Regions from separate parts of the Homo sapiens genome. Here all the other regions are linked to region 1. The links are chromatin loops, found by intact Hi-C in ENCODE. Cell type or tissue: Calu3. All regions are shown on one strand. Region 1 holds the start of LINC02013 (long intergenic non-protein coding RNA 2013). Region 2 has its middle 3.3 kb from the start of CLDN16. Region 3 has its middle 97 kb from the start of CLDN1. Region 4 overlaps IL1RAP (interleukin 1 receptor accessory protein). Region 5 overlaps P3H2 (prolyl 3-hydroxylase 2). Region 6 has its middle 8.0 kb from the start of TMEM207.

Region 1 (4,000 bases):
TAGTGAAAGTTTTCATCATTTGTTTTTATCCAAAACAGACAGTAAGACAAATATTCAAGTTTTCCCAAGAAATGCTGGTAGGGGAGTAGGGAGGAAGTGGAGAAGTAAAATAGGAAATGGAAGAATTCTAGCGCAGGGGGCATTATGAAGTCATGTACCACTATTGGTAACTGGAGCTAAATCTTTCTGGGGAACCCTAGAACTCTAGTGGGACAGAGTTTATGGGTATATTATCGAGTGAGAGGAAAGTGAAATATTGATCTGTCATCTTCCTTTATGTTATTTGTTGAGGGTTGTTTCTGGGGCAATAACTATTGCACTTCTAGTTTTCCTTGAGTGTAGACCCAATATGCTCCTACAGTCAGAAAAACACAAATCCACAGGCAAATAGCTGCATGTGTTCACAGTAAGACTTAAAACAAGACCGTATTTTCCAAATTATTGTTTATCATCATGGAGATACCCAAGCTATTTCCAAGTCTTGTTGTTTCTCTATCCTCAATATCTCTAGAATACAGTCAATTTCAATATCCATAATCCTACTAGGCTAGGCATATCACCATCATTTGCCTAGACTTTTGAATATGTTTCTAGATGGTCTTCATCCTTTCAGTATGCTTTCCTCCAGTTTATTCTACACATGGAAGCTTTACTATAGTTATAAAATATAAATGTGATCATGTAATTTCCCTGCTTAAAACACTGTAGTGTTACTCCAATGTCATCTGGATAAATCCACACTTGTTATCATACTTTGGACTTCTTAGCATGGTTCAGGAGGTTTATTTCAAGTATCAACCTCTCCTACACACACACACGCACACCACCTGATGTTCCTCACAGTGAGTGTCTATCATGGCTGTAAACGTGTTCCTGCCCAAGGAAGAGGATCTCTGTAACCCCTCTCATACTTCCTATTGCCCAGGGTAAGTACCTCAAAAGAGAACCGAAATGCAGGCATATGATTCCCCTAGATGACCTTACCTAGAATAATAATATAAGCTATCTCAATACACCAATACCTTTATATATAGTATTGTTTCTTGTGATGTTGGTAGCCAGTTCCTAACTTTCTTTGCTGAACCCTGGCCAAAACATGATTTTCCAATCCATTATTTTTTCAAATCTGAGAGGAGTTTCTGCAGAATCTTCCCAGACAAGCTTCTGTTGGTGAAGGGTTACATTTTGAGGGCAGCCTCTGATTTGGAAATATATTTAAAACTAGGTTACAGGAAAACAAAACAAAACTAGTTGGAATTGAGAAGGTTGTGGGTGAGTCACACCTCAAAAAAAAAATAACAATCTCTGCTTCTCATTTCTGGCTAGACACTGGACCTGCAATGCCTCCTATGAGACTACATACAGTGGGCGTGTTATGGATGGCTGAAGCACAGCACGGTACTGTTGTAACAAGAAACAGCCTCTTCTGTAAGGGACAAATTGCCGAGAGTGCAGCTTTTGGTTTGAGTAAAACAGAAAAGGAGAAAATTGACCCACATGTGCCAATAAAAAAGAACATCATTTAAATAAAAGACCCGTATTAACCATTTAAAAATGTCAGGAATTAGAGAGTAGGGGAGCACACATTCCCCTTTATGAACTCTGAAAAAAATCATATTGCACATAAATCAGCCCCTGGTTATTTCTAAAAATTAATTTCCTTCCTTCCTTCCTTCCTTCCTTCCTTCCTTCTGTTCTTTTCTTTCCTTCCTTCCTTTTATCTTCTCTTTCTTTCTTTCTTTCATGTTTCAGACATACTTATTCCTACAGGGGCAGAAGCTCCTCATGTACCAAAAAATTGTTGATATTCACTGCAAGAATGTCTTAAAAATTATTTTTAAACTATAATTTCTAATATAGTTTTCTGCTGTACTGAATGCCTGAGATGTCTCCATTCTTATGCTATAAGTATACAGTTGCAAAAGAATTGCAATTCAATTTTCAATTTCAGAAAATTTTTATTTAAGACATGCAAAGAGATCCACAGTGATTTTTTTTTTGTTTGTCTTTGTTTCTGTTTTTGTTTTTGTTTTGGAAGAAACTGCATAAGAATTATTATGTTGCAGGCATCCACCACGAGGTGGAGCAAGATAAAATTCTTTTCAAGCTCTTTTCCACACACAGCCTGCATCAAAAAGAAATAGGGTCAAAAACACACATTTTTCCTTTCCTGAATTATTATTATTTTTTCTTTCTAGCTGTTCCCTGGTAATTCTAGTACATTCAGCTCAGTAAAGGTGGTAGCTGTTAGATTTCAGGTACTGCAATTTTCTGTTTTCTTCGTATCCTCCTGCAATTCTGGCATGCTTTAGTTTGAGGCTGTGCAGGTCAGAAATTAACCTAAGGTTTTCTTCCGTGTTATGGTTAAAAAAAAAAAAAAAACCGCACTCTTAGGAGAAGTACACTTTGTCAAAGATTTTAGTGTAAATACTTTCTGCCAGAGAGCTAGAGAAGTCCCAGCTCATGTACTGGTCATGCAAGTTAGTTGTTGAGACTGGGTCACTAGGGAAAAACCGGCAGGATTTTCTAATTCAGCGTAGTATCCACGACCAGGGAGCCAGAGGTGAAGGCTCAACCAAGTCCAGGGAAAACTCAGGGGCTAAAAGTACTTGATATCTCATACATTTCCACACCAGAGATCTGAAGCAGGCCATATGCAGGGTTTCAGTTGCCAAAACTGGAGAATTAGGGGAGTAGGTAGAGCATTACGCGAAGAGGAGCCTAGGAGGCTGGGAACTCTGCCACAAGATTGATTCTACCATCGATTGTAAGCTTGAGCAGCTAAAGACATAGGGTCACACGGGCATTATCAGTCTCAGATTCACGAATGCCAAAATTTGAAGTGTTTTAAAAGCTATATAATAGAGTTGTTTTAAACCAGGTTACGAGATTATGGCTTCACAGAGTTTACCCAGAGAAGTGAGGGTAGCAGAAAGAGGGCTGAGTAAGGCAGGCTCTGGCACTTCCTCCGATTCAACTAAGGTAATTTGCTTTTCTTACTATGTTTCCATGAAAGAGTTCTCTTGAGAAAAATGTATTATTATATGTGCTTAATTATATTTATTTTATTATATATATAATTATATGTATGTTTTTGTGTAATTTCAAAGAAGAAAGATAATACTGGGATGTACGAATACAGGAAGGTACCACGCTTTGACGTTCAGTATGCTAGCTGGTGAAACTACTCTCCTCAGAAGGAAATTGACTCTCCAAAAAGCGTATGATGAAACACTGGCAGTGAAATAGATTCTGATGACTCCTGAAAGCAAACCTTACCTCCCCAGGTACACAGAATAAAAAAGAACATAGAATGAAAGAGATAATGGCCCCAAAGCCAAATATTGACCCACTTGTTACCCAAGGATAGCCTGATCATCTCCAACTTACATGTTAGAGTGCTTCAGAGTTTAAAAGGATTTTACATCTGCTATGGTATTAGAAACCCGTAACTCTTCACTGGTTCTTATTTACCTTACTGTGTCTTTGGTTATCATGTTTATTGGGTATGTCCTATCACCCTCACAAGTTTGTATGTCTCATTTACATTTATGTATTTTTCTGCTTACTCCTAGCATAGTTCCTGGTTCATAGTAGATCCCATGAACTTTTGTAGAATAAGATTATATACACACATTTTTTTGTACCTACTATATGCCTGTACATACACACACAAAAAATGTGTATATAATTGGTTTGGGTGAAGCATTATAATGTGAGGCAAAACTTGTCCTTTAGCCTTCAGCAGCAAGAGTCAATTCTTTTAATCTCCTAAAGCTGGATTAGCTAATATACCTGATCTGAATGTTTACTTGCATGTAGGCATAAGGGGTCTATTCCGGGAACAAACCAGATTCATAAGCTTCATGAGGGCAATAGCTTTGCCTGGAGCACTTCACTGACATTTACTCACAGAAGGAAACCATCCCAGCATCAGAATGGACTGAGCAAGCTGTAGGTGTTGAAAATAAAGACTCCATTTGGGAAACCCACACAGCAC
Region 2 (4,000 bases), 310 kb after region 1:
CAGTATTGATAAACCATTTTTCAAAATATATTACAATAATAAACTTTTTGTGGCTAAACTTTGTTTTTTCTAATTTTAATTCATTTTATTCAAGTATATAAAACGTAAATTTAAATGTAAAAGCTGCATGGAAAACCATAGGTGGAATATAAGCTTAATTATTTCTATACATAGGGTCTACAGTACCACCCCTGCTATCCAGAATTTCCCTTTTGAGGCTTCAGTTACCAGTGGTTAATCATGGTCTGCAAAAATTACATGGGAAATTTCATAGATAAACAATTCATCAGTGGTAAATTGAACACTGTTCTGAATAGCGTGATGAAATCTCAAGCCATCCCACTTCACATGGGATATGAATCATCCCTTTGGCCAGCATTTCCACATTGTATGCACTACCCACCCCTTAGTCACTTAATAGCTGCCTCGGTGATCTGACCTACTGTTGCGTATAGTGTGTGTAGGATCCAGTACTGTCCTTCGTTTCTGACATCCACTGAGGGTCTTTGAACATATTCCTCAAGGAGAAGGGGTGATTACTGTACACATTAGCGATCGTTATAACTATCTGCGAGGTACATTACAGATGCTTTTATTTTACTTATTTTGTTTAACAGTTGGAAAAAAAATACCTGTTTTTTAAGTGCTCATTCAAAGAATGTCATTGCCCACGGAATACAAACATGCTGCTTTGGTGAGTCACAGAGAATCTTTCCCTGTGCCCTAAAATCTGAAATGCTATTAAGATTTACTCTGCTGATCTGGGAGAGCAAACCAATTCCAAAAGCACATGCCCTTTGCAGGAAAAGTCCTGGACTTGTTGCTGACATTTCACACAGGGACTTTTCACAGTGTACTTTACCTGCTAACAGTGCACTCCAAGGCAGTAGTTCTTCAACCTGAGTGTACACTGGACTCTGTAAGGCCACTTGTTATAAATGCAAACCCAGGAATTCCACTCCCAGACATTTGGATTCAGGAAATTGGGAGTGGAAGCCAGGAATTCATATTTTACATGTGTTTTGTATAAAATTCTGATTTTGAAACAGATGGCCATACTTTGAGAGATGAGTTTAGAACAACAAAAGAAAAACAATTTTTTAAGAGTTATATACTACAAATCACAGACAAAGTTTTAGAAAAGAGGGTATCAGAATTCCATCTTTGCTACAAACTCTTCCCTAACTAGCACCAATAGGTCCCAAATCCAAATATCAGAACTTAATGGAAAGAAATAAAGACCAAAAAATGCTAAGCATATGCATTCTCATATGCAAACACACACATGTGCATACATATCTCTGGAAATCATAGATTCTTTCACAAAAAAAAAAATCTAGACTATAGCATTCATTCGCTCCTAATGGTCACTGAACATTGTATGTGATAGGGAGTGGGGAATTATTCAGGTGGCTATAGAATTGTTCCTGAATTTAAGTTTACTACTCTTAGAGAATAACATAAAACATTCAGGCTTGCATGTGAATTTCTGTGAGTGAGGCCATAATGTAATAGGAGATACAAAAAGGAGAGTCATGCAAACTGATAGAGCAGTAAACACTTCATGGATGGGATGTGAGTGCACTTCTAAGAAATGTGTAGGGTGTTGTGAGGATGGAGGGCACAGATGCAGAATAAACTGCTCACCAATCTATATAGACACATCTCTTTTGCATTCTGACCCTCCCTAGGCTTCAACATTTTGGTTTATCAACTCTTTTATAGTTTAATTCCATTCCATCCAGCACACATTTATGAACAGTGTACTCTGACTCTAGTACTTTCTCTTGGGACACAGAGAAAATAAACGGTTGGAAGAACTCATCCTAGTCCTTGAGAGGTTTACTCTTCAGTGAGTGGACCAGAAGCAGGAAGTAAAGAACTCCATTCAGGTAATTCTGACAACAGTCTTAAGCTATAATACCACTCCCAATAAGAGTATATAGGCATATTAGTTAGAAATATGATGTGTTTTCCAATTTATTATAAACATGAAGAAAAGTTATTACTGTGTGTTGCTCAATAAGGTTTACAAAATATTTTCAGATATATTATCTCATCTAAGCTCTGTGAAGACAGACATCTTTCGTTCACCAGTGCATCCCACATGCTTAAAATTCTACCTGGCATATGGTAGGCTCTCAGCAAATGTGTAATAATTTAATTCTCAGAGCCCCCACATTTTACAGAAGAGGGAGTAATATTGGACTTTCCCCTTCTGAAACATTCAGGGTCCTCCAGGATGGATACTAGGCTGGCAAAAGTGTCCTAATCATCTTTGCAGCTCCAGGGCTATTGATTTTGCAAGATCTCTAAGACCAACAGTTTGGTCAATTCATTATGCACCATGTTCCTACTCACCCAGTGCTTGCACTACTCCTGGATGAGGCTTTAGAGCCACCTGGCGATCAGTTGAGTGACACCCTTAATCTAGCACCGTGGCTGTTGGTCTATTAAAGGAAGTAATTGTAGAACTGGAAGTATTGCAGTTGTCCTTTTGGTCTGCAGGTGGAAGCAGCCTTGCATTTTCAGTTAAACAGAACAGCAAGCTCTTGTGTCAAGAACAGCATATTTTTGTGTTAGTTCTGTTGTTTCCATTAATGTCACAAAATGTTCCCTCTATATTTATTAGGATAATAAGAGTTATTAGAAGGAGTAAACTGACTTATACCATATCCTATAAATAGTCTTCTAACTCCCTTTGAAATTTCCAGTGCATATTGGAAAAATCTAAACAATAAAATCAGTTGCTGTTCTGAAAGGCCATGCTAGCTATAACTAATATAAAAAAAGCGGTGGTTAAAAGCTTGGACCTCATAGTCAGGCTGACTCGAGTTTAGGCTAAGCCCATTTATATATGACAGATCTTGAGCAAGCTAGTTAACATTTCTGAGGCTGCCTTCTTGTCAATAAAATGAGAATTATGAATTTTGTCCCATAAAATGGCTGTGAAAAATGAATAACGTTTGTAAAGGTCTTAATGAAGTGCATAGAACTCAATAAATAAGCAATAAATTGTAGTTAGTATGATTTTTATAAGTTTGCTGTTTTATATATGTGCCATGCATATACATATGTATGTATGTTTGTGTGTACACACATGTATGTGTGTGTATGTATATCTATATCTATATATAAAACAACTTACTAAGTTGAAAACAAAGGAAAGAAAAAGTGTAGTCATAAAACAATTTCATTTTTGTCTCCTATGGTGCTTTCAAATCCATTTGGTTTGGGCCTATTCTTCCCCTGACCCTTGAATAAAATATAGGGCAAGTTCTATGACATTTATGTCATTTTCAGGTAATGTTTCAGGTAATATAATGTATTTTAGTCATTTCAAAGCACAAAGATACCGCTTCCTTCCAGTGATATGAGTATCTGTACCCCTGTACATAGGCCAAATCTCTTTATAGCCACTCCTCCATCATGCAGTCATCTTCCATCATGTAGGCAATGTGTCTGCTAGAACTTTTGTTCCTTAGATTTCTTAGCTGGAGAAGTGCACAGGTTTACCGTGTTTCTCTAGATCCAGGGAGCAAACACCAAGTGTTCAGAGCAGATGAACTGAAGCCTTGTTCTTTAGGCTTAAAGTGAGATTCAAGAACTCCCAGTGTCTGCCCCCTCCGTGGTGACATAAAAGTGGTACTCAGTACATATCAATAGCTCCCTCCAAAAATTATCTCCTAAACTCTAACTCCTTTCTTGGGGTTAAGTTTATTTGTTTGTTTGTTTGTTTTGAAAGGGAGAGAGATAGCTGGTCCACTAGGGGCTGCAAAACTGGTTCTCAGACACCATTTTTGCAACTCCGGCATAGGTCTCTTGTTTCATTTTGGAACTTGGTCTTTATTGTCTAGTGGATTCAGTAAAAACTGAGTCAGAAATGATTCTAATTTAAAATCCTATTACACTAGCTTATGTGATGTTGCACTGGAAGTCTAGTGTTCATTACGGGCAGCCCACACCTGGATTTGTTGTGTTTACTCTTGGGTACCACTAT
Region 3 (4,000 bases), 470 kb after region 1:
AGACATTCATATCAAAAACCTGACTCTCACTATGTTCCTGCTTCTGGTCTGTGGGGAGCCAATTTGAAAGCAGAACTGATCTGACTTGCCTGGAATGTTTAAACCCATCCTGGCTTAAAAATATACCTTTCAAATGATTCCTGTAGATAATCTGTTCAATTACACATCGTCAGCAGAAGCCTAAATAATTCCTATGTTTAGTGGCAATGATACCCATTCAAATATTGGGTAAAATATTGAAATTTATCAGAAGGTAAGAGGCACAGAGAGGCTCATTATATTGCTTTACTTTGGTGTAGGTTTTAAAATTTCTGTAATAAAATGTAACAGGAAAGTTTTTTTTGTAGGATTTCAAATTGCTACTTAAGTCATTATAAAACATTAATTCCTCTTACCTTCATTACTTTGTTCAAAACATTTTGCCTCGTGTTGTCCCAACTCTTACCCTATACTCTGGCTAGAAACATGATTTACCTTCCTTCGTAAATGAGTAGCTGATTCGTCTCTAGAGCTGAGCTATGGTCCTTCACTTTAGCACAGGGCGCTGCCCATGCAAACTCTGGACTTTCCATTCAAATTCATTATTAGTCTTTGCTGTCAATGAGTTGAACCCTTTTTTTCCTGAACGCCGTGAGTCACCTCCCATAACTAGCCTTCCATAAAGGTATTTAACTTGAGTGTATAAATTGAGTCTATCTCAGGGCAACCACAATTGTATAAGGCTGTGTGCTGTGTTTCCAGGAGAATCTTTGGGTCCTTATGTCTTTCCAATAGGGTTGGTTCCACCTTCACTTTAATGTTCCTCAAGAACAAAGACAATGTGTTCTACTTCCACAATAATTTGCATAAATACATATGCAATATCTTTTGCAATATGAACCCTCAGGATGTCAATTCAGGTATTTTTCTTTTTTGTATTCTGACTTCTCTAGGAAACTAAAGTGACACATTTCAGGTAAGTAAGGCCAAGACTTAAGTGATATTGGGATCCTAAAGTCTAGACAGCTTAAATGACAAAGGCCATTTTCTAATGCCCTCCCTCTTTTTAGTCTAAGTATGTAGATTTCTTTTTATTTTCTCTAATTCCTTTAGCTACCGTTTGTTCCTATCACATTTCTCAGTGGTATCAGCTCACTACTTATGCTGCTGCTACTTTAATAGCTACTAGAAGAAAAAACTGTTAAAGACAAATGCCCAACATGAATTGCTTGTACCTCGAATGTGCTTAAAAAGTATCTGTGGAGCAAATAATTGAATTACAATCATTACAACCCTACCCTCAAATTATTATTTTTTCTTTGAGGGAAGAAGGTGAACAGCTTGTGAGATAATTAGCATTGAGGAATAGTGCTATGATGTTTAGTATTCTCATTATGGAGAGGAAAACACTCTCTTGATGGGGCAGAAAGCAGACAACTTATTCTGTAAAAAGGAGAGAAAGAAAAATAATTTTTTCAAGGTTCCAGCTATATACCTAGTCATATTCGAAAGCAAGATTTTTGTAGGACCCTGAAATCTCTAAGACTTTGGTCCTAGTAACACATGCAGAAGGGACTAGACTAGAACATCACCAAAAACACCTCAAAATATAAAATTCTGATTCTGACAATTTGGTAGTAAAAGAACACATATTTATGTGATTTTTTAATTAAGAAAGGAGAAAAGAAAAATATGAACAGATGAGAAAGAAAACAATGAAAGAAAAATAAATGACAAAAAATGATAGAGAGAAATTGTCTTCTTGGGAAAGAAAGGAAGAAAAGAAAGAAGGAAAGAAGAAAGAAGAAAGAAAGAGAGAGAGGGAGGGAGGGATGAAGGGAGGGAGGGAGGAAGGAAGGAAGGAGGGAGGGAAAAAGGGGAAACAAAACAAGAAAAAGATGTATCTGCTTGAGTGATGATTTGAGATTAGATAATTTAGTAAATTATTTTAAAATTGGGTTCATGTGGCTCCATCTATTGGTGGAAAGATTATCTTCCACCTCGTTTTCACTGAGGTCTTTCAAGTGGCAGTTGGTTCCTAAGTGACAGGTCAGGCCGTGGAACAAAGCTGAGAGAACTATATTCTTCCATGAAAATGTGTTCCACTCTGCTCTGAATAATGAGACGAACTACTTAGCTTGTAAATATTGGAGTTCTGTAAAATTACTACAGATTTTATTTTTAAGAGCTACATTAAGGACCCTCTATAGTTGAGACATGGTAATAAAAATTTAACAAGACCACACACTCCACGGGTCATATTAAAATCCAATTTTGCTATGACTACTTTGGAGTCTATTTTCAGCTATGCTGAAATATGTGACTTTTGTCCTTAAGTAGATTAGCTGGGTTGAAAATAGATAATAACCATAAATATTTACAACAAAATAATGTCTTTTATAGAATATACATCTTATGAAGCCATTTTTATTAGTTAATCCTTCTAATAGAGTAGAATTAAAGCATTGCTCTCCTCTCAATTGGATCGATGTCAAAACCAAGACAGAAAAAAGGACCTCAGACTCACTTGAATGCAAATCAGTGGCTGAGGTTCAGGGATCACATTGACATAGAGCTGGAAGATTTGCGGTTCAAGAATCAATCCCCTTAGTACTGCATAAGAATGCCTGAAATGTTTTCCTGGCATTTCGGCCTCTAAAAATTATGATGACACGTCAAGGCTTGGGTAAGTTACATCCCTTCCATCAATGTTTCTCTGCTTTTCAGAGCCAAGAAGTGCTCTTTTTCTATTCTGTATGCCAAACACATTTCACTTGTACATCTTTAAGGTCCTTTTAAAATTTATATATGATAATTATTGAGTTTATATCCATACTGTGATCTACTTGAGGACAAGTGCCACATATTTCTTTTCTTTCTTATTTTTATTTATTTATTTATTTATTTTTGGCTGTCCCTAATTTTCACTGGAATGAGGAGGGGTATAATAAACTAGCTATGTGTACAAAAATACACACTACCTGGTATCAACACTGAACATGGTAAAAACCCAAATAATTGTTTTTAGATTTATGAATTGAATTGAGTAACTGCTGATGAGTGAATAAATAAATTCATGAAGAAATAAACTCAGCAAAGTTCAAACAACAGGTCTGTACCTCCCTGGGACAAAGCTTGCTGGGACAATGAGCAATTGGAAATAATCACAGTTAATATTTTCATGGTCATACCTGTAGAAAGTTGAGAGCATAGATTCTGTAGCAAGAAACATTAAGGCTTGAACACTGGCTCTTTCATTTCTGAACTGCACAAATTCAGGTAAGCTACTTAAATTGACAAATTCTGTTTCTTAATCTGTAAAATATGATTGCAAATAGAGTTTATATAAAATTAAATAAATTAATGCATGTTAGTAATTTAGGGGGAGTGGCCAAGGTGGCCTACTGGAAGCAGCTAGTGTGTGTGGCTCTCACGGAGAGGAACAGAAAGGGCGAATAAACACAACACCTTCAACTGAAACATCCAGGTACTTGCACTGGGATTAATCACAAAAACAACTTGACCCACAGAGAATGAAGAAAAGCAAGACAGGACAATGGCCCACCTTGGAGCAACACAGAGCCAAGGGCTCTTCCCCTGCCCAGGGAAGCAGCAACCAGGAAACCATGCTTCTCTCACAGATTTTTGCAACCCTCTGGTCAGGAGATCCCCTTGGACACTCATTCCACCAGGGCCTTCAGTCTTCAGTCTGACGGACAGAGCTACTGGGAGTCTCAGCAGAGCAGCCACCCAGGCATGTGTGGAGACCCGGGAGCTTTAGATACTTGGGCTTTCCTGCAAAAATAGCTGCAGCTCTGGCAAAGTAGGATATTAGACTCCTGTACATACCCCTAGGAAGGAGCTGAGCAGCAGCAGCTCACAGGACACACTTTAGGGCACCTCAGAAGATAAGACCCACTGGCTTGGAATTCTAGCCAACTACTGGTAGCAGTGTTGCACCTCCCTAAGAAGGATCTCCCAGCAGGAGGGACAGCTGCCACCTTTGATGTTTGGGTGCCTT
Region 4 (4,000 bases), 140 kb after region 1:
AGATGAACCCCCAGCAAGACACTTTAGTATCATCAACTATGTATAGAACACACATCTAGAGACACTTAAGAGATAAAAAGAGTTACCAGACAGAAATTCTAGCACTAGGCAGGGTCTAACAGAAACTTAAAATGTGCACCAAAAAAAAAACCCCCTGCAATATGAAGTAAAAAGTGATAAAAATAGAGAGGAACAGATAAGTGTTATTGAAGATTAGCAAAGGAAAGAGGTCACTCCAGCCAAGACAATAAAAGAAGACGAAACACAAGAGGTGACATTTGAACTGGTATGGATATTTAGACTTGAGACAGAAGGAACATGTGAGAAAAAGAAACTTTCAGTGGAGAATAATGCTCAAAGGTAGTGAAAGCATAGAACACAAATGGAAAATAGTATATAAAGAACTGAGTTTTGCTCAAGCACAAGGTTTTAGAAAAAGAACTACAGAAGATTTTGTTGGAAAGCAGACAGTGGTAGAATCATAATATGGCAAAGCCTTAAATAACAGGCCAAAGGCTTGGGATTTAAAGAGCAAATAGGGAGTCACCAAAGTTTTCTGAGTAGGGGAGCAACATGACCCTCAAATTGTACTTTATAGAGCACTGCCAGGCGCGTATTAGATAGATGGCTGCTAAATTCTGTCTTGAAGTCATTTTGGCTCCTGAATCTGTTATCACAATAATTGCTATCTTCCTAGCTTTGTGACATCTACAGACTTGATCAGCATGCAACCTATATCTTCATCCAAGTCATTAATAAATGTAATTAATAATTCTGCATTAAACTTGCCAGCAAAGAGCAACTAGAGATTTCACTGCATTCAGGGAACCGTAATTTCAGCCCCACTTCTCAGCTATGCTAAAGCAATACGCCCTCCCAAATTGCTGTCAGCTATTTAAAAACCCCCACATACCTCTAGATTTTCCCAGTTTGCCTGTTTATAAGCTGCTGAATTCCTAAGGCAACATTTATAAGACATTCTAATTAGTGTGATTGAGGGCCTTAATTGATATTCCCAAGAGTAACTGGATTATGCTGAAGGCAGCAAAGAGTCAGGTCACCAAGGCAAAGCTAATCTAAAGATAACCTGTCTGCGAACACACATCCAGGGCCAGTCCTGCCCTGTGATGAATTAGAATAAAGCAGACTGAAAAGGAAACGTGATTGAACAGGCTGGTTTTGACAGATTAAAGGTACCAATGTTATTGGGAGGCGCCTGGCTGATCTGAAACCTCTCAGAGAATGCTGGGTCATTTAGCATTGTCTTGTATTCAGCCTTAGAATTTTATTATCGTAAAGAGTAATACACTTTTGGTTGTTGCGTCTTAGAGTGAGAGGGTGCTGGGTCAGAGATGGAGGAACTGTCAGAAAGCAAAGGGACGTGGGTAATAAACACAGATTCTCAGTGTCTAAATTAGAGCTTAGCTTTAGATTATTGCAATGGGGCCTAACAGACCCTGCTGTTGCTTCAGATGATTCTAACCTACATATAATATCTTCCCAGCCTTTCCTGCATTATCCGTGTAATTTACTGCATGATAATCCTCATGCTCCCTCCCTTATCTTTTGGTACATCTCTCATATTTAATCCTATTGTTTCCCAGTATATCAACTTTAATGACTATATCATTTAGCAAGAAGATTTAAAATGTACTTAGTTCTCTGTAATCGACGACAATGTTAAAGATGGGTCTTCACGTGCTCAGCACCTTAACATCTACTTCCGCATATGAAACTTTTTATCGTCTGCATTCTCTAGACTTGGTAATCATTAGCATCTCCTTATCTGCATCACTCTGACCACTGAATTCTCTCACCTAGCCCGCAGGTGACAGGCTGAAACTAGGTTTGCTGTGCCAAGGGTGGGATTTGCCATGAATCACCATTTGTTCTGCCTGCCTTCCGCTCAGCAGCACTTCACCAGATCACAGGACTGGATTTGTCCCTCAGTTTCCTGATCCCATATATAGCTCTATACTCAGAAAACACCCACTTAGGCCTTCAGCCTGGTGCTCGTCAGCACCCTCTTCCAGGAGCCTACCTTATGTCCCTGTAAAGACTTGCAGTCAGCTAGATAAACCTCCTATAACCATGAAACTGCTAAACCTGCTTCATTCTGCCATGGTTGACTGACACCCTTTTCTATGACCTGCCCACTGAAAACTACGACCATTCGCACTTTTGAAAACTTGGCCATTCACGCCAAGGAATACACCCCAGAAGGCCATCCCCATAAAAGGTCAACCCTGTAGTCAAATCACTTCCTTGAGTCCCAATCCTGCCCTAATCCCATTCAGATCTTTCCTTTTATTTTCTCTAAGTTACTGCAAAAAGTCTGAGTAGGTCTGGCATTTCTGTGGTTACCTAAGATACAATGAACAAGCCTTTGAAGAAAACAGGAAAAGCTACTAATTATTCCATTCTACACAAAAGGGATAGCATTTAGTAAGACATGAGAGTTATTTTCATCATCAGTCTTTTGTGGAGTTTACAGGGCTTTTTTTGAAAATAGGATCCTTGTGCAGAATATTTCAAATCTAATATTTATCAGCAAATGAAAGTTTTGGCAAAGTGACATGGAAGACTCTGATTTGGGGTAAAATGAAGTAAATATTCTTCATCCTGTCTTTGCAGTTATAAAACGCGGGCATATTTGATGGAACAACTGTTTGAGGATTCTAAAAGTAAAAAATAAGGCATTCTTTTCAATAGGACATTCACCAGATACACCGTATCATGTATCATAAATCAAATTTTAACAAATTTAAAAGAATTCAAAGTATGTTCTCTCCCCATAGAATTAAACTAGAAATCAATAACAGAAAGATAATAGGAAAATCTCCAAACACTTCAAAATTAAAATACATGCCTTAAAATAAAGTATATATGGGTTGAAAAGAAAGTTGTAAGGGAAATTAGAAAATATTTCTAACTTGACAAAAATAAAATAAAACATACCAAGTGTGTGGGATGCAGCTAATGTAGTGATTAGAGGATAATTTGTAGCACTAAAGGCTTATCTTAGAAAAGAAGAAAGATAGCAAGCCCATAATCTAATCTTCCACTTTAAGAAACTACAGAAAGAAGAATAAATGAAACAAGCATAATAAAGGAAATTTTATAGAGTAGAAATCAAATAATTTCAAAACAGGAAATATATACATATAGAAAAATAAAGAAACCAAAAGTTAGTTCTTTGAAAAGAACAATAAAACATAAACCTCAAGCCAGGTGATACGTTAAGTAAGGAAAAAAGGTACTATCACTAAAAATAGAAATGAATGATGGGACATGACTAGTGATCACGGAGATATTCAAATGGTAATAAGGCAATATTACAAACTCCAGGCTCATACATTCCACAACTTAGATAAAATGGACTAACATCTCAAAAACTACAAACTACTAAAGCTCAGCTAAGATGAAACAGACGACCTGAATAGTCCAATAACTATTAAAGGAATAGAAATATATTCATCTCCAGAGTCACCAGAAAGGAACACAATACTGCTGACACCATCATTTCAGCCTTACGAAACCCTAAGCAGGGAACCAGCTAAGCCACATTGTTCTTGGCCTTCTGACCCACAGAAACTGTGCAACAATAAATGGGTGCTTTTTAAGCAACTAAGTTTTTGGTAATTTGTTAAAATGGTACTAGAAAATAATAGAAGAGACATACCATATTCATGAACTGAGAAACTCAACATAGAGAAGTCAATTTTCTCCAAGATGGCCTAAAGATTTAGTTAATTCCAATCAAAATCCCAGAAAGATTTTTTCTAGCTATAGAGAAACTGATTCTGATATTTATATGAAAATAGAAAGCCCTAAGACATTGAGAAAAATTTTGAAAAAGAAGAATAAAGTTGGAGGAATCATACAAGAAACAACTCAATTTTAAAATGTTTAAGTCATAAAGAAACACTTTACCAAAACGATATGCAAAAGTCAAATAAACACATGAAGAGTCATTCAATGTCATTAGCCATCAGGGAAA
Region 5 (4,000 bases), 740 kb after region 1:
TCCAGTTACTCGGGAAGCTGAGGCAGGAGAATCGCTTGAACCTGGGAGGCGTAAATTGCAGTAAGCCGAGATCGCACCACTGCACTTCAGCCTGGGCAACAGGGCAAGACTCTGTCTCAAAACAAAAACAAAAACCAAAACAACTCTGTGGCATCAGGGAGGAATCACTTTTTATTGGTCACCCAGAAGACGGATTTGTTTTCTCGCAAATCATAAGAAATAGTATTGAATCATTTATGAAACGTATTTGAAAGAGGGCAAGGAAACCTAAAAGATTATTATTACTTATTACTGTTATTACATTAAGTATTTCAATATTATTATATGCAAACTAGCTGAGGACACTTAGCTAGGAGGAGACCATGATCTCATCGTTTTGGAAGCCCGTGGGCAGATGTCATAGTCTCCACCTGTGGAGCTGCAGCGGTATGAATTAAGACCAATGGGTAGAAGCCCTGGAGGGAAAATTTGGGCTCCACACAAGGAATAACTTTCAAATAGTCACCACAGTTTGGCAGAATTGTCTGCTTTGGAAGCACTGATTGGATGGCTCCAATCAAAGCCCAGGCAACTGCTTAGCATGGAACGCTGAAATGGAATCTAAAACATCGTAGCAGAGGCTTAACTGGATGACCTCCAAATCTTCTCCAGCCCTAAGTATTGATGAAGCTATGAAATTCTATTCTTAAAACTGGCATTCTATCCAGTTTTCCTTGTTAGGTTCCTAAGTTGAATCCAATTTCATCAGAAACTATTTAAAAATAATGCGTTTTTCTCATATACTTTTCACCATCAAATCTAACTTACAAAGTGTTTCCCCACATTCCCTAAGCCATTCTTTCACATATTTTACAAAAGACCTATTGTGACCTTTTATTGTACAGAAGAGCTATTATTATCTGCCTTGGAAACTCTGCTAGATAGGCCCTAGGGGTAGAAGGGTGAACAGAACAAGGTCCTGGACTATGAGGAGCTTGGACAGAACAGCTAGTAAATACGCTGTAAGAAGAGAACAGTATATGTTTTGTAGCAGGGAATCAAGGAAGACTTCTATAAGCTCAGACCTAGAAGCAAAGACGATAGCCAGGCATAGAAAAAATGGCCCTGGCTGGGCGTGGTGGCTCACGCCTATAATCCCTGCACTTTTGGAGGCCTAGGTGGGTGGATCACCTGAGGTCAGGAGTTGGAGACCAGCCTGGCCAACATGGTGAAACCCCATCTCTACTAAAAATACAAAAATTAGCCTGGCGTGGTGGCACGCACCTGTAATCCCAGCTGCTCGGGAGCCTGAGGCAGGGGAATCGCTTGAACCCAGGAGGTGGAGGCTGCAGTTGCAGTGAGCTGAGATCACTCCACCACACTGTAACCTGGGCGACAAGAGTGAGACTCTGTCTTAAAAAAAAAAAAAAAAAAAAAAAAGAAGAAGAAGAAAAAGAAAGAAAGGCCCTGACAAAAGGACCAGAGCACAGAGTCCTGAAAACCTCAAGGGAGCAGCAAACAATTGCCTTCCCCTATCATTACTTTATATCCTGGTATTTTCCATCTCCAAAATGTTAGCATTCCATCAAAGCATTTTTTTTTAAACTAAGGAACCTATGTCAATGGGTAGACAGTGAAGATAAAATTATTGAAATATTACCTCACTATTCTAGTATTCAATTCAGCAGACATTTAATCTATTTCATCATTCAGTATCCAAACTCCCTTTTCCAAGGTATTGTTCTCTCAAAATAAGCTAACACAAAGTAAGTTCTCTTTGCTCCTTTGTAATAGGAAACATCAACGCCAGCGTCCCTTCCTCTGATGGAAAAGTACTAGAAAACCTCTCCAGTCTTCAGGCCGTAGCGGCATCTAGTGGCCACAGTGGGAAATGACCAGAACTTTTTCCTCAGCTAAATTAGCCCAGGCTGTGAATCATTCTTTGCTACACGTGGAGATCATCTATTGATCGTTACAAACTACTAACATCTGTGTTTCAGGAGTTTTAAGAGCTCCCCAGGTGATTCTAACGTGCAGCAGCAGAGTTTGGGAGTTCCTGGCCTAGACGTCTTTTTGCAGATTGAATCTCAGAAAAAAAAAATGCCTACCTATGAACAAGTCATTAGAGCTGGCCGATTCTCATGCTTATTATGAATTACTTTAAAGGGTCTCAGTTCTCAAGGAGTATTTAGCAACATCCTTTTAAGGATGCAAGGATGTTCGAAGCTTCATATATATTGGTTCCAGCTCTTGAATTTCTTTCCCTTAATGAGAAACAAGATTACAATCATTTCTTGTGGTCAACAGATGTGAAAGCTTTGTATGTGTGTCGATTTGTTAAGTATCAGGATTGTTTTCCTTGGCCGGGCACGGTGGCTCAGTCCTGTAATCCTAGCACTTGGGGAGGCCGAGGCGGGCAGATCACCTGAGGTCAGGGGTTCGAAACCAGCCTGGCCAACATGGCGAAACCCCGTCTCTACTAAAATTACAAAAATTAGCCAGGCATGGTGGCATATGCCTGTAATCCCAGCTACTGGGGAGGCTGAGGCAGGAGAATCACTTGAATCCAGGAGGTGGAGGTTGCTGTAACCCGAGATCGCACCACTGCACTCCAACCTGGGCAACAGAGTGAGACTCTGTCTTGAAAAAAAAAAAAAAGATTGTTTTCCTTATATTTGTAAAGTAGTACTTGGGCTTTTTATTTAGATGTGGCAGCAACTTAATTTTCTGTTATTTAGTATATCTAGTCCTTTTAGTTGCCTTTTTGTAAACATTTTTTATTACAAGCTCTTGCATGAAAGGGGCTTTGTTTTCAATTCATAAAATAGTTATTTATTTAACTTACTGTGCGCAGGCACTGTGTTAAAGACCGCCTATGGGGAATGCACACTAGTAGGATATAATTCCTATTTTCAAGGAGCTTGAAGTCAAATTGGAGAAATAATACAAGGACCCAACTAATTAAACCACAAGGCAAGTTTTGGTAAGAATCCTTAGCAGCAAATGCGTGGTTTGAGGGATATCAAAAAGCAATCCAAAAAGGCTTCTTTGAGGAGATGGCATTTGAAAAAAAGCTTTAAAAGATCAATTTCTTTAGGGAGAGGCATTTTAGACAGAGAAAGGCTTCATCCATTTACACATTTACTCATCAAAGAAAATAGAACTCTTGCCACATGTCAGTGGCTTTTCTGAGCACTGAAAATACAGTAGTGACCAAGAAGATAAGATGCCCTGCTCTTCTGGAGCTTACATTCTAGTGGAAGGAAACAGATCCCAAAAAAGTAAAAAATAAATAAATAATCGAGAGATTTTTCACACGGTGACCAATGATGTGTGGAAAATGGAACAAGACAACTGATTCTGGAGTGAAAGGGTAGGAGCGGCAAATTGTGAGGCCTCGCCAAACAAGTGGCATGTGAGCTGAAACCTAATAAATTAGAAGTCCACTAGGATAAATGTCTGGAGGAGAGTATTCCAGGCAGAGGACAAGCTGCAAAGGCCCAGAGACAATAAGATGTTTGGAGTCACCAAGAAACAAAGAAAGCCAGAGCATCTGGAATATGGCAGACAAGAGGGAGAGTGGCTTCAGTAGAGGACGTGGAGGCGGCAGGAGTCGGATTCCACAGGCTGATTGGGAAATGCGAATTGTATTCTAACTAGTGGAAAGTCATGTAGTCCCCACACCCCAACACACACACACACACACACACACACACACACACACACACACACACACACACATATCTCCTCCAGTCCTGGAGAGTTACAGGATACAGAAGATTACTTTAGCTAACATGTGGTCTTGGACTGGAGTAGTAATAGAGAAGGTAAAAAGAGATGGAAGATTTGAGATACAATTTGGAGGTAGACCAGCTGCACCTGCTGATGGATTAATGTGAGGAATAAAAGAAAGCGTAGAATATAATGGGAGCATCCAGAGAAACACTTAATTCAGAATCGGATTAGGGAATTCTTTTGAAAGTGTTACATTCAGGGAGCTTGAGGTAAGTTAAGAAGTTGG
Region 6 (4,000 bases), 240 kb after region 1:
TACTAACAGTAGCTGAAGATAAAGGGCAGAATGAAGTCATCTAGTGTATCTTTAGAGAACATGGCAAAAGGATAAGCTACTGGGAACATCGATGGTAAAGGGGTTGGTTAGTAAAAGAAAAAGAATCAAAAGAAAATGAAAGAAAATCTGAGATGCAGGAAGAAAACCAGAAGACAGAAATGTCTCAGAAACTCGAAGAGGAGAAAATTGAAAAGATGAAATAGCCAACATTTTCAAATGTCAATTTGGGATGACCACATTTTAGGTGTAGCAACTAAAGTGTTTAATCCAGAGAAGTGAAGATGATAGGATAGAAGCAGAAATAAGTGCAGAGTTTGTTACCTGATATCTGAAGACTAATCATATATAAACTGGAATAGATTTGTCTTTTTGTGGCTCTAAATGCCAGAAACAACATATCCATTTCCTCAGTCGCTCCTTGTTTCTTTGTGGTGAAAACACTTAAAATCCATTATTTTAGCTATTTTGAAATATACAATACTTTATTAGCTGTACACCTCATATGGTGTAACAAATTACCAGAGCCCATTTCTCCTTTGTACCCTTCGCCAACATCTCCCCTTTCTTCATCCATGTCCCCAACCACAATTTCACTTGATAATTCCAAATTAAATAAGACAACATTTATTAAAAATACTTTAAAAATCCAGAATTAAAACCAATGTGTGGGAAAAAATTCAGTTCCATTAAGGAAGAAAAGTTATGTATTTTGTGAGAATTACCCAAAGATAAAATCAACTGCTCCAGTGGGTTTTTCGTACTAGAGTGATAAAAGTGTCCATGTTCAAAGATATGATATATCTATCATCATCATCTAGAAGTCCTTAATAAATAGCAGGTTGAATCATATATAATTGAGAGTATTAAATCATTTTAACCAACAAAATATAATTTTATATGGTTCAATCTAATAATTACTGAATGAACAAAGGAATAAATGAATATTAAATTAGGAAGTCCTTTTAATTTTCAGTAGATAAAAATATAACTCCTTTAAAAAACAGTTTTAGCAGGACAAAAAAAAATAAAAACACAAATTTACTACAGCGCTTGCCAGAAAAAAATAACCTTTTCTTTCACTGTGTGCTAAACATTTTTGAAGAGGTCTAAAGCAGTTAGTTAAGTATTGCGTGTACATTTATTTACTCGAGTAGATTTACTCAGAAACATTATATTGAAAATCCATTGTGCCTTTTATATACTGATAAGCAAAATTGTTATTTTACTATTTATTATTATTATGAATAATGCCAAAAATGAAAAAAGCTACCTAAAAAAGTGACAGAAAATGTAATAGCAAGATATTTTTTCATTTAAAAGGAAAAGGCCTTATCCTTTAATTCAGCTTATATAACTTATATGATTCAATATTTGTTGTTTTTTGTCATCTTTGCAAAAGAATCTTAAGCTTCACAGAAAGAAAGGAGTGGCTAGTTTAAAAATTTTTTCAAGATTCCAAGTTACTCTGAATATAATTTTCTTATGTTGTTGTCAGGGAGGCATGAATGTCACCACAAGTGCAATTTTTTGTTCTTATTTTGATTTCCATTAACTAAGTTTTCCCTTTTCAGCCACTTAGTGTCACCCTATCACAACCGAAATTACAGCCTAAATTACAGAGACAAAGTGCTCCTGTCCTCAGCCATAGTGGAATGCAGACTCCACGGAGCAGAAATTCTCCCTAGGGCATTCACTGGTCAATCTTTCCTTTTCCTTTACATTCCTCATTCAAGGGAATTGCTGGCAAAATTATGTGATGGGAAAATGAATATTTGGTTTCCTTGACATTTTGGTACATTTACAGCCTAAATTACTTTCATCATACTGTTAAAAATCTGATCAATTATTAACATGTTTAACACCTAAATAAAAACTAAGTAAAGACATGATTAATTATTAATAATATGCTGAAGTACATGCAACCATTTTTTGGTTTAGATGTTAATAGTAGCAAGCACGTCACTTGACATTTTCTCCAGCCAGAACGATCTCTCAATGAGATACTAATCATGGTGTCACCTTGCTTAAAAATCCTCGAAGCAATTTCGTTTCCTGAAGGGAAAGAGTTGTGCAGTCTCCTTATTCCGATAATCAAACCTCCACGGTATGTCCCTGCATTCCTGTTTCTAGCTTCATTGAACTCCCCTGTTGCCATACCCCAAGGATACCTTACACATTCTTGACTCTGTACCTTTGCTCATCTGTTATCTGCCGTCTAAGATGCTCATAACATTCACTTTTCTTTTATGCATACTTAATGATTTATCTCTAATAATGTCTCCTCCATGAAACTTGCTATGAAATAGACACAAGGTTATAACACAAAGAATTCAGAGTCAGAAAGTTTCCTCATCCTCCAGTTAATATTTTATAAGTGTGGAGAAATGTTTCTATAATCCAAATTCCCCATGGTATAAATTTCTTCTCGTGTCTCATTATCTAACACTGGACACACCTAAACTAATACCATGCCGAAACTAATTGTTAACAAAGTGAATGAATGTATAACACAAATGGTTGAGCCTTCCATGGGGATAAAACCTACGCTACATGGAAGAGGAGTAAATAGTTCAATAAAACCACTGCTATAAGAAAAGAGGAATCGATTTTGATTAGGCAGTCATTATTGGTTTTAGCGCTTTCCAATGCAAAACTAATTGCTATCTCCTTAAATCCAAATTGCATTTTCTTTACACTGTTATTAAAGAAATCATATTCCAGTCTCCTGTGTGTCTGACATGAGAAACAGACTTGAGACTTCATCTCTGTATCCTCAGTATCGGGCACACAGTGAATACCAACAAAGGTCTGTGGAAGCAAATGCCATCAGGTGTATTCCTGAATAACAGAATGATGACTCTGTATGTACTTCATGTCTAGACAGCAATACATTGAAGTTAAAGGGAGAAGAGGAGCATTTGTGTACACATGCTGCTGGCAGGCATGGTAGTTTCTTTTTCCAATTCCTCTTCTCTCACTTCCTAGCTATATGAATGTTGGCAAGGTACACAAGTTCTATTGTTTTACCATCTCCATCTGTAAAATGGAATGACTTTACATGAAAATAAGTTATGGTAAGGCTTAAGCAATCACTAATTGTAGATTGCTTAGCCCAGTGTCAGAGACTTGGTAAATAGTATCTACAGTTAGTACAATCTGCTTAGATCAGAAAATTCTGGCTATTTTGGTCAGTGTGATATGTGGAAATAAAAGAAGCTTCCAGGAGCTTGTATTCTCTCCACAAACCAAACAGAGCCAATTTTCATAGTGATGGATAGGCCTAACAAGTCACATTTGTCCTTTACTAACTGTCATGGAAACAGCAAAATTGATAAATTCTGAATTCTCTCATCACTTCTTCTGGATTTAAAACAACAAAGCGAACAGCTCAAAAAGCATTCTTGATTATTATTTTTAATATAATACTGACTCTAATATTTATGTACAAACTGAGAAAACTTGGCAGCCCAAAATGAAAGTAGGAAGGGAGGTATGTAAAGTGAGATATAAAAGAAGAACTAAGAGTATTTATTCTTCATGCATTCACAAAGGTTTGGGTAATACTTTGCATAACCAATTTTGAAAGTTAGAATTCTAAACTTTTAATATTTTACAATGAAGAAAAATCCGGTAAAATGTGTGAAAGGAACTATGGAATAGAGTTTAATATCTGCCACACTGTATTTAGTAGACCGGTAAATTCACCTATTAAACAACTGCAATGTTTATTCAATGATTTTAAAAGCAAACCAGAATTTGCAATTTATCAGGAATTCGATAATGTTGTCAGTTAATAAAACAACTCCTACCCTTACACACATCTAACCTAAGCATGGTTTGTCAATTATTACCATAAACAGTGCCACTTATAGCAAATGTTTAACTCCAAGTTATGTCAAAGCACTTTTCAGAGTGATATAATTTGTGTTAAATTTGCAAAGGACTACATTTAATGGTCCATTTCAGACATGGCCTCTTA

What was found. Peaks named below come from ENCODE experiments on the same cell type or tissue, not always from the same donor. Only the 100,000 strongest peaks of a DNase experiment are listed, where the experiment ranks them.
Region 2: it touches region 1 in a loop (8-fold over the local background); 14 of 110 quality-filtered maps call a loop at or near these places.
Region 3: it touches region 1 in a loop (6-fold over the local background); 16 of 110 quality-filtered maps call a loop at or near these places.
Region 4: a loop joins it to region 1, with 3 times the contacts of the local background. A loop is called at or near these places in 2 of 110 quality-filtered maps.
Region 5: a loop joins it to region 1, with 16 times the contacts of the local background. A loop is called at or near these places in 31 of 110 quality-filtered maps.
Region 6: it touches region 1 in a loop (6-fold over the local background); 9 of 110 quality-filtered maps call a loop at or near these places.

The regions. Positions count from the first base shown.
Region 1 is chr3:190,695,477-190,699,476 of GRCh38, reverse strand. It overlaps LINC02013 (long intergenic non-protein coding RNA 2013), which reads left to right and starts at 163. Exons shown (of 2, transcript NR_183762.1): 1 at 163-926; 2 at 1,327-1,532. In Calu3, CTCF peaks have their summits at 1,900 and 2,108 (motif pointing right); a DNase peak (open chromatin) is centred at 2,086.
Region 2 is chr3:190,382,906-190,386,905 of GRCh38, reverse strand. It overlaps a transcript of CLDN16 not described here. Among named protein-coding and RNA genes, the nearest start is that of CLDN16, 3.3 kb to the left of the region's middle. RefSeq lists an enhancer at 192-486 and a silencer at 2,312-2,606. In Calu3, a CTCF peak has its summit at 2,471 (motif pointing right); DNase peaks (open chromatin) are centred at 395 and 2,425.
Region 3 is chr3:190,223,265-190,227,264 of GRCh38, reverse strand. No RefSeq gene overlaps it. Among named protein-coding and RNA genes, the nearest start is that of CLDN1, 97 kb to the left of the region's middle. In Calu3, a CTCF peak has its summit at 1,963 (motif pointing left); a DNase peak (open chromatin) is centred at 2,004.
Region 4 is chr3:190,558,522-190,562,521 of GRCh38, reverse strand. The region is part of intron 2 of IL1RAP (interleukin 1 receptor accessory protein); the gene reads right to left. Among named protein-coding and RNA genes, the nearest start is that of IL1RAP, 46 kb to the right of the region's middle. In Calu3, no CTCF peak of the experiment used is centred here; a DNase peak (open chromatin) is centred at 1,861.
Region 5 is chr3:189,959,581-189,963,580 of GRCh38, reverse strand. The region is part of intron 14 of P3H2 (prolyl 3-hydroxylase 2); the gene reads left to right. Among named protein-coding and RNA genes, the nearest start is that of MIR944, 130 kb to the right of the region's middle. In Calu3, a CTCF peak has its summit at 1,827 (motif pointing left); a DNase peak (open chromatin) is centred at 1,850.
Region 6 is chr3:190,455,891-190,459,890 of GRCh38, reverse strand. No RefSeq gene overlaps it. Among named protein-coding and RNA genes, the nearest start is that of TMEM207, 8.0 kb to the right of the region's middle. In Calu3, no CTCF peak of the experiment used is centred here; a DNase peak (open chromatin) is centred at 1,660.